Regions from separate parts of the Homo sapiens genome. Here region 1 is linked to region 2. A link is an interaction called in ENCODE POLR2A ChIA-PET data of the cell type or tissue named here. Cell type or tissue: endothelial cell of umbilical vein. All regions are shown on one strand. Each heading gives the region's core, and the rest is flanking DNA. Links, peaks and the distances in the headings are about the cores only.

Region 1 (5,584 bases), core at 1,082-5,081, 150 kb before region 2:
GCCAGACTGGTCTGGAACTGCTGATCTCAGGTGATCTGCCTGCCTCAGCCTCCCAAAGTGCTAGGATTACAGGCGTGAGCCACCGTGCCTGGCCCCTGAGTTTCAATTAAGGCAATGCAAGGTACACCTGGCACATGGAGGGCTTTACTACGCACACTCCTTTCCTTACCTGTCAGGTAAACCCAGGAAGTAGGCACCTGGATCCAGGGCTGGCTGTACCCCAGCTTCTCAAACTGCAAAGAAACACGACCTGGAGTGAGAACAAGTGGTTCAGGGGCTGGTGTGGAAAGACCACATGCTCCCTCTACCGGGGACCAGCAGAGGTACCTCCTGTCTCCCCACCAACCCACCCCAGGGGGCAGACCCTGCAGCCAACCCCAGGCCTGTGCCAGTATTGAAATGAAATCCGCACCTTGACCCAGAAAACCCAAGGAGGAATTGAAAGCATGGGTTAGTTAAAATTTTTTTTTTTTTTTTTTGCAGAGAATCAGGGGTCTTGATGTGTTGCTCAGGCTGGTCTTGAACTCCTGGCCTCATGTGATCCTCCTGCCTCAGCCTCCCAAAAGTGCTGGGATTACAGGCATAAGCCATTACACCCGCCAGGTAGCTTTTTAACTTGGGATCATTCACATCATTTAATTATCACCTACATCTGTCTATACCTAGAGACACTCTAAGGCATTTATGTAGAATCTGATTTTTCCAGAATTGACTTTTCTGTGGAGGGTGGTAGGATATGCAGCAGAAATGGGCTGGCATGGGATAAGGTGAACTCTTCACTGGCATAAAAACTTTCCAGGTCAAGAGGAAACCTGTGTCCTTTAGCCTGGGTTTTCTGGTCTACCCCTTCCAGGCAAGCCTGGCTGCTAGGAGTCTGGGCTGCTCAGAGAGGACACCAGAGTTCCCGGGCTGCCGTGTGGGGAGGCCCCAAAGCCAAACACCTCCCTTGCGCTTTTGTCTCTTCCACATGCCTCCTTCCGAGCCTCAACACATAATGGGTGGCTCACAAGCAAAACTCCACAGGGCTAGAAGCCAACATAAATCTGGAAGCATCGAGATCAGCCTGGCCAACATGGTGAAACCCTGTCTCTACTAAAAATACGAAAATTAGCCAAATACAAAAAATTAGCCGAGCAGGGTGGTGTGCACCTGTAATCTCAGCTATCAGGAGGCTGCGGCAGGAGAATCGCTTGAACCCAGGAGGCAGAGGTTGCAGTGAGCTGAGATCGCACCACTGCACTCCAGCCTGGGTGACAGAGTGAGACTGTCTCAAAAAAATGAAACAAAACAAACGCCTGGAAGCAGGGTGGAAGGGAACTGCAGGTAACTGAGGAACACATGGCGCCCCTCAAGGGCTCCAGCCAGTTCCAATGTTGCCAGAGGTGTTTTTTTAAAAAAATTGATTTTTAGAGATAGGGTCTTATTCTGTTACCCAGGCTGGAGTGCAGTGGTGCAATCATAGCTCACTGCAGCCTTGAACTCCTGGGCTCAAGAGATCCTCCCGCCTCAGCTGCCCAAGTAGCTGGGACCACAGGTGTGCCAACACCATGCCTGCCTAGTTGAATTTTTATTTTTGCAGAGACAGGGGTCCTCGCTTTGTTGCCCAGGTTGGTCTCAAACTCCTGGCCTCAAGCGATCCTCCCGTGTTAGCCTCCCAAAGTGCTGGGCTTACAGATGTGAGCCACCTCACTGGGCAAAGAGTTGGTTTTTGACGTGAAATCTTCTGGCTTTTTGGAAATCGAAAAGGACAAGAAGAGAAGGCCGCAGGCCGAGCACAGTGGCTCATGCCTGTAATCCCAGCACTCTGGGAGGTCGAGGTGGGTGGATCACTTGAGGTCAGGGGTTTGAGACCAGCCTGGCAAACATGGTGAAACCCCATCTCTACTAAAAATACAAAAAATTAACTGGGCGTGGTGGCGTGTGCCTGTAATCCCAGCTACTCGGGAGGCTGAGGCATGAGAATTGCTTGAACCTGGGAGGGGAGGTTGCAGTGAGCTGAGATTGTACCACTGGACTCCAGCCTGGGTGACAAGAGCAAAACTCTGTCTCAAAAAATTAAAAAAAAAAATAAAAAGGAAGAGAAGGTCAGGGATCCCAGAATGATCATTCGGGGTGGGTGGGCATCTGTGCACCTACCAGTGGGGCCATCCACTCAAAGAGGTTGACGCTCTCCCCATCGTTGATGTAGTACGCCTGCCCACTCTGAAGGGGACATGTGGGAGGGGACGGTCAGCCTTCTCCCCAGCAGCCTGCCCCACCCTTCCAGATGGCTCCCAGCAGCTGCTCCAACCCTGAGTTCTCTGGAGCAGCTCCAATACCTGAGGACACACGTGAACTATTCCCTGTGAATTCCAGGACGACCACACTGACTAGCTGTGTGACCTCCATGGAGTTGCTTAACCTCTCTGTACTTCAGTTTCTTCATCTGAGAAATGGGAGGATAATAATGGGATCTCCTTCTTGGACTACTGTGAAGATTAAATGCGACAATATGTGTGGAGGCTTAGCATCTGGCAGCTGTTATTCTGGGATCAACAACGCCAACCTCACATGGCCATAGAGAAGAGCTAAAGATGCTCTATAAAGAACTCCACACCCCACCTACCTGCTTCCCCCAAGCTCCCCTGGGCTGAGAGTCCCACCAGCCTTCTTAAGTTGGAGGGAAATCTTGTGTGCCATCCAGAAATCCCCTAGGGATGGGACGCTCTGCCTGCAGCCCTGTGGGGAAGGTGGTTGGGGGCATCAGAGGGGACTCACAGCCACGTAGCCCTTGGCCGTGGTGAGGGCCTCGGCCGCCAGCACGTGTGCCTGCACCAGATTGTGTACGTGGACCCAGTTCATCCGTGCCTTGTGGTCCCCAAATCGGAACATGAACAGCCTCTTCTTGATGTGGCCCTGGTGGAGAGGAGTGGGTGATAAACAGGCTTGTGTCCGGTGTGGCTTTACATTCCGTCTAGATGCTGATGACTCCCCAGGTTCTAGCTCCAGGTCAGGCCCCTCTGCTCCAGGCTCATGTATCCAATGCTCTCTGAATATCAGCAACGGGTTGTCTAACAGAAAACTCAAACTCACCAGCTCCTGGAGCGAGCATCTGATCGTCTCTCCCACCCCGCTCCTCCCTCCCTTCCCAGTGGACCAGTCAGTTCACTCTACCACTCAGGTTAAAACCCTAAAGCCACCTTTGACTCCCCCTTGTCTTAAACGCCATGTCCAACCCACCTGCAAATCCAATTGGTTCAACTGTTAAAATCTGTCCAGAATCTGATAGCTTCTCGCTACTCTGACAGCCACCCTCCTCTCACCTGGACGCCACAGTTGCTTCCTAACTGGTCCCCCTCTGTCCACCCTCAGCCCCTGTAGTCTGTTCTCTGCCCAGCCAGGCAGATCCTTTGATTGTTTCTTTTTTTTGAGACAGATTCTTGCTCTGTTATCCAGATTGGAGTGCAGTGGCAAGATCTTGGTCACTGCAAACTCCATCCCCTGGGTTCATGCAATTCTCCTGCCTCAGCCTCCTGAGGAGCTAGAATTACAGGCACAAACCACCATGCTCAGCTAATTTTTGTATTTTTAGTAGAGACAGGGTTTCACCATGTTGGCCAGGCTGGTCTCAAACTCCTGACCTCAGGTGATCCACCCATCTCGGCCTCCCAAAGTGCTGGGATTATAGGTGTGAGCCACCATGCCGGGCCAGATCCTTTGATTCTTTCATAGTTTTTTAGAGACAGGGTCGGGCTCTGTTGCCCACACTAGAGTTCAGTGGTGCAATCACTGCAGCCTTGAACTCCCGGGCTCAAGCGATCCTCCTGCCTTGGCCTCCCGAGTAGCTGGGACTATAGATGAATACCACCACACCTGGATACTTTTTAAATTTTTTTGTAGAAATGGGGATCTCACTATGTTGCCCAGGCTGGCCTTGAACTCCTGGGCTCAACCAATCTTCCCTCCTCGGCTTCCCAAAGTGCTGGGATTACAGACATGAGCCAGCGTGCTCAGCCAGGGATCCTTTTATTTTTAGAGATAGAGTCTCCCTGTGTCACCCAGGCTGGAGTGCAGTGGTGCAATCATAGCTCACTGCTGCCTTGAAATCCTGGGCTCAAGGGATCTTCCCATCTCAGCCTCCCAAAATGCTGAGATTATAGGCATGTGCTCCCATGCCCAGCCAGGAGGACCTTTAAAAATTCTAAGTACAACCATGTTGTTCCACGGCTCAGAACCTTCCAGGGGCTCCCATCCTGCTAGGCTGGAAGCTGAAGTCCTGACAATGGCTGTCAAACCCTTCCTGATCTGGCCCCAGCTCCTCTGTGACTTCATCTCCTACCAAACCCCCTCACTCGCTCCACCACAGCTGCACCGCCCCTTTGCTCTTCCTGGACACTGCTGCAGGTTCCCATCTCAGGGCTTTGGATGAGCTGTTCCCACTGTCTGGAAGGTATTTGGAGGAAGAGCCTTTCAGACTTTGTCACCTCTGTCAAGTGGATGCTCAAATGTCCCTTTCTAAATGAGCCCCCCCGTGACTACCTGACAAGCCCAATTCCCTCACCCTACCTCGCTTTTTCCTTTTCTCCACAGTGCCTGGAATCTTCTTTTTTTTTTTTTTTTTGAGATGAAGTTTCGCTTTTGTTGCCCAGGCTGGAGTGCAATGGCACAATCTCGGCTCACTGCAACCTCCCCATCCCAGGTTCAAGCGATTCTCCTGCCTCAGCCTCCTGCGTATCTGGGATTACAGGTGCCCACCACCACGTCTGGCTAATTTTTTGTATTTTTAGTAGAGACAGGGTTTCACCATGCTGGCCAGGCTGGTCTCGAACTCCTGACCTCAATTGATCCATCCCTGTCGGCCTCCCAAAGTGCTGGGATTACAGGCATGAGCCACCGCACTTGGCCTGAACATACCTTATAATTTAACATGTTCATTATCTGTCTCTTCATATGAGAAGATAAACGCCACAAGGACAGGAATCATCTGTTTTGTTCACTGATCTGTCCTCAAACCTAGAACAGTGCGGGGCACATACTAGGAGTTCGTAAGTATTCGTTGAATGAATGAATAAATGAATGGGGAGAGAGTCACTGGGGTTGACCACATTCCTTAAGAACCCAGTTAACTCAAAAGAAAAAAAATGATTGCTGGGTCCAGTAGTTCACGCCTGTCATCCCAGCAACTTGGGAGGTTGAGGCAGGAGGATTGGTTGAGGCCAGGAATTTGAGATCAGCTTGGGCAACATAAGGAGACCCTATCTCTACAAAAAATAAAAATAGTCAATCAGGCATGGTTGTGCACACTTATAGTCACACCTACTCAGAAGGCAGGAGGATCGCTTGAGTCCAGGAGGTGGAGGCTGCAGTGAGCCATGATCACACCATTGCACTCTTGCCTGGGTGATACAGTGAGACCCTGACTATAAACAAAAAGACATATAGCCAAGCAGAGGAATGTTCTGAAACTGCAGACTGGAACTTCTCCCCGCCAATAACTCTAGCTCCTCATAATCCCGTACTCCCAGATCAGATCCAGCCACAGGGACCTCTTGCTGCTTCCTAAAACAATCATGACCTTTCTCACTTCCAGGTTTGTGCCCAAGCT
Region 2 (5,584 bases), core at 909-4,908:
GCAGCACTTCGGGAGGTCAAGGCAGGAAGACTGTTTGAGCCCAGGAGTTTGAGAGCAGCCTGGACAACATGGTGAAACCCCACCTCTACAAAAAGCAAAATAATTAGCTGGGCATGGTAGTGTCCATGCCTGTAGTCCCAGCTATGGGAGAGGCTGAGATGGGAGGATCACTTGAGCCTAGGGCGTCAAGGCTGTGGTGAGCTATGATTGCACCACTGTACTCCAGGCTGGGCAACAGGGAGAAACCCTGTCTCTAAATAAATAAATAAATAAATTAGTTAATTAATTCTACTAAAAGTCCAAATAACTGCTTAAAAGCTTTTAAGAATGCAACAGCATTTTTCTGTCTAGCAGACTTAAGTGTGTAAAGTTACAGGTCAAGTGACTGCAAAGCCACATTTTGGTGACAAAATTGAAGGAGAGGAAAAAGCTTTAAAACTGGTGAATTCTGAAGAAAAGGAAAGAGAATTTTCTGAAGCTATAAGATCTACAATGACATACATGACAGTAAGGTATGCTGGATTTCTTCCCTAGACAGATGACAAGGCCAGAAGACTCTAAATGGCAACTCAAGAAATAACTACAGGCAACCCTATTTCATTTTATGAATCATACATGTATCTAACAGCCCAGAGAAAGAATGCTTTCAAAATTGGAGGTATTTAAAATGTCAAGAATGTATGTACATTAAACCATCTGACTTTTAGGACTTTTAAAAATATAAACATAGCCAGGCGTGGTGGCTCACACCTGTAATCTCAGCACTTTGGGAGGCAGAGGCAGGCAGATAACGAGGTCAGGAGTTCGAGACCAGCCTGGCCAACATGGTGAACCCCCGTCTCTACTAAAAACACAAAAATTAGCCGGGCATGGTGGCAGGTGCCTATAATCCCAGCTACTCAGGAGGCTGAGGCAGGAGAATCGCTTGAACCTGGGAGGTGGAGGTTGCAGTGAACCAAGACTGCACCATTGTACTCCAGCCTGGGCAACAAGAGCAAAACTCCATCTCAAAATAAATAAACAAACAAACAAACATAGCAGTGGGTACAGGAAATAATGCTCTGACAATATACACTCATCAAGCCTATGGGAGTGAGGGAAGGTTAAGTAGAGTATAAACATGGGAGAACATAAAACATGTAATTTACATCACCTTTGGAAAAGTAAAGTTGTAGAAAGAGAAAAATTAAAGAAAATATGACTGAGTAGATTACATATAATAATTCCTAGAAGAGGCTAAGTATAGTGAAAGGTCAATTAAAAAAGAAAGCAGTTGTTTTAGAAGTAAACACCCATCAGATGTTTATAGAGTAGTAATTATGTGATTCTGATGTTAAGATCCTCTCTTTTTAAGTTGTTTAATGGGTGTAGAGTTTTGGTTTTGCAAGATGAAAAGAGCTTTACAGATGGATCGGGGTGACGGTGGTAAAACAATGTGAATAAACTTAATGCCACTGAACTGTACACTTAAAAATGGTTAAGATGGTAAATTTCGTTATGCATATTTTATCAAAATTAAAAAAAAAAAACATAAAAAAGATCCTCTCTTTTCAAATTCCAGGGTCCAGTAGCCCTATCCATATTGCTGAAATGATTATAATAAAACAAATATTATAACTTCTACACTGCTTGCAACTGAGTAATCATAATAAAGGAAAGTTATATTTGTATGGATGGATATATATGCATACGCACACGTGTGTTTGGTATAATGATTATATTCTGAAAACTTGAAGAAGGGAAAACTCCAGTAGTTTAACTGAAGATAGAGATTTTTATTGATTATGACCCTATATACTTTACATCTTCTGGATAAAAGACATACATCTTTTCAAAATGGATGGTACAACCTAGGAAGAGAACTGACACCAATAAATTTGAACTATATAAATCTAATGACCTAAAAAACGATACATTTTAAAAATGAAAACTGTATCCAGATGTTCTTCCAAAAGGTTATAGTTAGCTTGCCACACAACTCCTGGAGACTGCTCTTTGTGGCTTCAGTGAGGCAACTGTCCCCAAAGGAATACAGATACTTTCATACTGAGGCAGAGAAACTGAAGGCAAGGGCTAGGGGCAGGAAACGAATGAGAAATTCAATTTTCTTGTCACTGCACAAGTAGAGTAGGTGTTTAGCAGCTTGCTTTCTCACTTCCCAAACAGAATCTTCAGTGTTTTGGTTCAGAAAAATCTATTTTTGTCCTAAATTCTACTTCAAAACCTTGAGATTAAAATAAAGGGCACTCTGATAAGAAATTTTCTGTCCCTATCACTCATAAATCTGGAGGAGAAAACGGAGAGGAAGAAGGATAAATAATAATAGCTGCCACTATATTTTGAGTGCTTTCTTAGTGCTGGGTGTAGTATTAAGTGCTTTATGTGTGCTCAAGTTAATTCTCAAAACAATTCAATAAGGAAACTCAGTAACAGGCTAAATGACAAGGTACCAGCTAGAAGGAGTTGGTTAGAACATGAACCAAGTCTAATTCCACAGGTGTGCTCAAAGTTTACTATGTAGGAATATTTTTGTATAACGGTTAAATTTTTCTTGAATGTTTGTCCAGAGAGTTAAAACTTTAGAAACATTAACAAAGATGTCTCATAAACACTGATTTCCCCAGACAAGTGGCGCATTTTCCACAAACCGCTATTTTGGACAGAAAATACTAAAATAATTTTCTCCAGGTGTTTAGAAACGCAGTTAACCTAATGAAAGCACTATAACACAGTTTTGCATTCTTACTAGTGATATAAAGCACTTTTTCAAATTAATCTGATTGCCCACCTTACTTCCTTTTAAAATTATATTGAAATCCTAGTCCTAGATTTTCTTGAGAATTTCTCTAGTATATTACATAGAATTATATTTTAAAGCCACACACTAAAGACAGTTTAGGAGTGATTTAAAAAATGGAATTTCACTTTGATTCTGTTAATTCAAGAAGAGGATCTTCAAACACTGTAATTTAAAAAAAACAGAGACTTGCTACACGAATACTTTAAGCAAGAGCTAAATTCCTGAACAGTTTAACTCCTCCTATCATTTTTACTCAGCAGAATTTCAAATAGCAGCTTGTGTACCCAAGTTATTTACATATTTTCTTCCTTAATCATCTCCTTTTCAAAGGACATAGAGTTCATTTAACAACCAGTTATTATGTCCTAGTTTTATTGCTATTTTTATTTGCTTTCTTTAATGAATGAATCATTTCCAAAACCAGTTTGTAAAGTAATACTCATTTCCGCTATTTCACGTAAAAAGCACAGGTCCAACAATTGCACTCTTTACCACCCCTTCCCGTATGTCTCACCACCAAATCACTATAAGACATCCTAAATTACAAACAGATTAATGTCTTTAAGAATGCAATTCTCAGGCTGGGCGCGGTGGCTCATGCCTGTAATCCCAGCTCTTTGGGAGGCCGAGGTGGGCGGATCACCTGAGGTCAGGAGTTTGAGATCAACTTGACCAACATGGTAAAACCCTGTCTCTACTAAAAATACAAAAATTAGCTGGGCTTGGTAGCACGTGCCTGTCATCCCAGCTACTCAGGAGGCTGAGTCAGGAGGATCACTGCAACCCGGAAGGTGGAGGTTGCAGTGAGCCAAAATCGCACCACAGCACTCCAGCCTGGGCGACAGAGTGAGATCCTGTCTCCAAAAAAAAAAAAAAAAAAAAGAATGCAATTCTCTCATATCCAACTTCCAGACTTAGTTATCATACAGACCATAAATAATTGTGACTTGGACACTAGCTAATATTCCAGGAACTAGTTATTGGTGAAGCAGGAGGAATTAGGAAAAAAGCTGTTAGGTCATCTAGGTCATCTCAGAATTTGTAAAGAATGGGTAGGTCAAATACCCCTTAGGAAAGCAGATTTCAAAAAACTAGGCCTGATTACATGGAATGAAATTATTGAAAAAAGGGGGTTCAAATGGTTACTAAGTTCTTGAAAATGTGGTTCTAATAATTACAGAGGGTGTTAATAAGAGAGAGGTACTAAACAAACCAGGATGGTTAAAACAGGACTCATCAGAAACAGCACACTATAAAAACAGCAGTGTGGTATGACTCCAGCATCATTTAATGCCAGGTAAATCATTCCCTTCTTTGAATATGCTTCTTCAACAGCAAAATGGGGACATTTCCCCTGCAGAGCTGTTGTAGGGGGTTTGTTACCTACTAAGATCAGTATTTCTTTGCAGTTCTTTTTGTCCTTAGGTTATATCCCATCATTAAGAGAGCACAGTCAGAGTTTTATGTTGAAAAGTTACTTGATAATTCCTTTTTTCCTTGATGGTTACATGATTAATTTGATGTACAGTTAGGCTCACTGATTTCAATTTGTATTCAATATTGAAATTTACTTTTTTCAACAGTAAGACTACTCTTCTTTACAGTAGTGGTACTATTCATATGAGGTAAACACTGTGGCCAGTTGTCCATGGACTAGAATTTATATGTAAACAGTAGAATCGGTATGGTAACATTTATATCTACAACTTAATATTTATTACAATAAAGTATTTATGATCAATTTTTAAGATAACTGCCTATGGCTCCCGAAAAGACTATAGCTAAGGATCTTCAAAAGTTAGTCTGATTAACTTTAGTTGACACTTACATAGTGCTATGTGCCAAGCACTGTAAGTGTTTTATATACATGAAACAGACCTCTGAGGTATGTTGCCCAAAATCATGCTGCTAGTAAGCTGAACAGATAGAATTTTTTTTTTTTTTTTAGACAGAGTCTTGTTCCATTGCCCAGGCTGGAGTACAGTGGCACAATCATATCTCACTGCAGCCTTGAACTCCTAGGCTCAAGCGATCCTTCTGCCTCAGCCTCCCGAGTAGCTAGGACTACAGGCACACATCATCATGACTAGCAATTAAAAAAAAAAATGTTTGTAGAGATGAAGTCTTGCTATGTTGCCCAGGTTGGTCTCAAACTCCTGGGCTCAGGCGATCCTCCCATCTCAGCCTCCCAAAGTGCTCAGATTACAGGCACATGAACCGTCATGTCCAGACAGAACAGGTAGAATTTGAACCTAGGCTCTACAGTCTGTCCTGTTAGCCACTTTAATATAATGTCTCCTGCATTCTAACTGATTACACATATGTCCCTGCCATAAATAGGAGCCATAAAACTTAAACCTTTTCTGGTTACTTAAATGTGTGACCTTAAGAAAATTATTGTATCATAACTTTCCCACTATTAAAAATGTTTTCGGCCAGGCGCAGTGGCTCATGCCTGTAATTCCAGCACTTCGGGAGGCTGAGGTGGGCAGATCACAAGGTCAAGAGATCGAGACCATCCTGGCCAACATGGTGAAACCCCGTCTCTGCTAAAAATACGAAAATTAGCTGGGTGTGGTGGCATAAGCCTATATAGTCCCAGCTACTCAGGAGGCTGAGGCAGGAGAATCACTTGAACCCTGGAGGTGGAGGTGGCAGTGAGCCGAGATCATACCACTGCTCTCCAGCCTGGTGACAGAACAAGACTCCGTCTCAAAAAAAAAAAAAAGTTTTCAAAGATAATCAACTGCTGTAGACTAAATCTCCTATACATATTTGTAAATA

What was found. ChIA-PET counts read pairs that join two places held together with the same protein. Peaks named below come from ENCODE experiments on the same cell type or tissue, not always from the same donor. Only the 100,000 strongest peaks of a DNase experiment are listed, where the experiment ranks them.
Region 1: POLR2A ChIA-PET joins it to region 2 with 6 read pairs; 8 of 35 experiments call an interaction of 5 or more read pairs at or near these places.

Annotation. Positions count from the first base shown.
Region 1 is chr16:22,178,830-22,184,413 of GRCh38, reverse strand. It overlaps SDR42E2 (short chain dehydrogenase/reductase family 42E, member 2), which reads right to left. Exons shown (of 13, transcript NM_001394319.2): 9 at 2,758-2,895; 10 at 2,137-2,202; 11 at 170-233. It overlaps LOC124903666 (a long non-coding RNA gene), which reads left to right. Exons shown (of 2, transcript XR_007065028.1): 2 at 2,267-2,506. Among named protein-coding and RNA genes, the nearest start is that of TRL-TAG3-1, 14 kb to the left of the region's middle. In endothelial cell of umbilical vein, for the core only: no CTCF peak of the experiment used is centred there; no DNase peak of the experiment used is centred there.
Region 2 is chr16:22,024,314-22,029,897 of GRCh38, reverse strand. The region is part of intron 1 of MOSMO (modulator of smoothened); the gene reads right to left. Among named protein-coding and RNA genes, the nearest start is that of MOSMO, 19 kb to the right of the region's middle. RefSeq lists a silencer at 2,025-2,184 and an enhancer at 2,580-3,779. In endothelial cell of umbilical vein, for the core only: no CTCF peak of the experiment used is centred there; a DNase peak (open chromatin) is centred at 3,267; H3K27ac peaks cover 3,628 bases.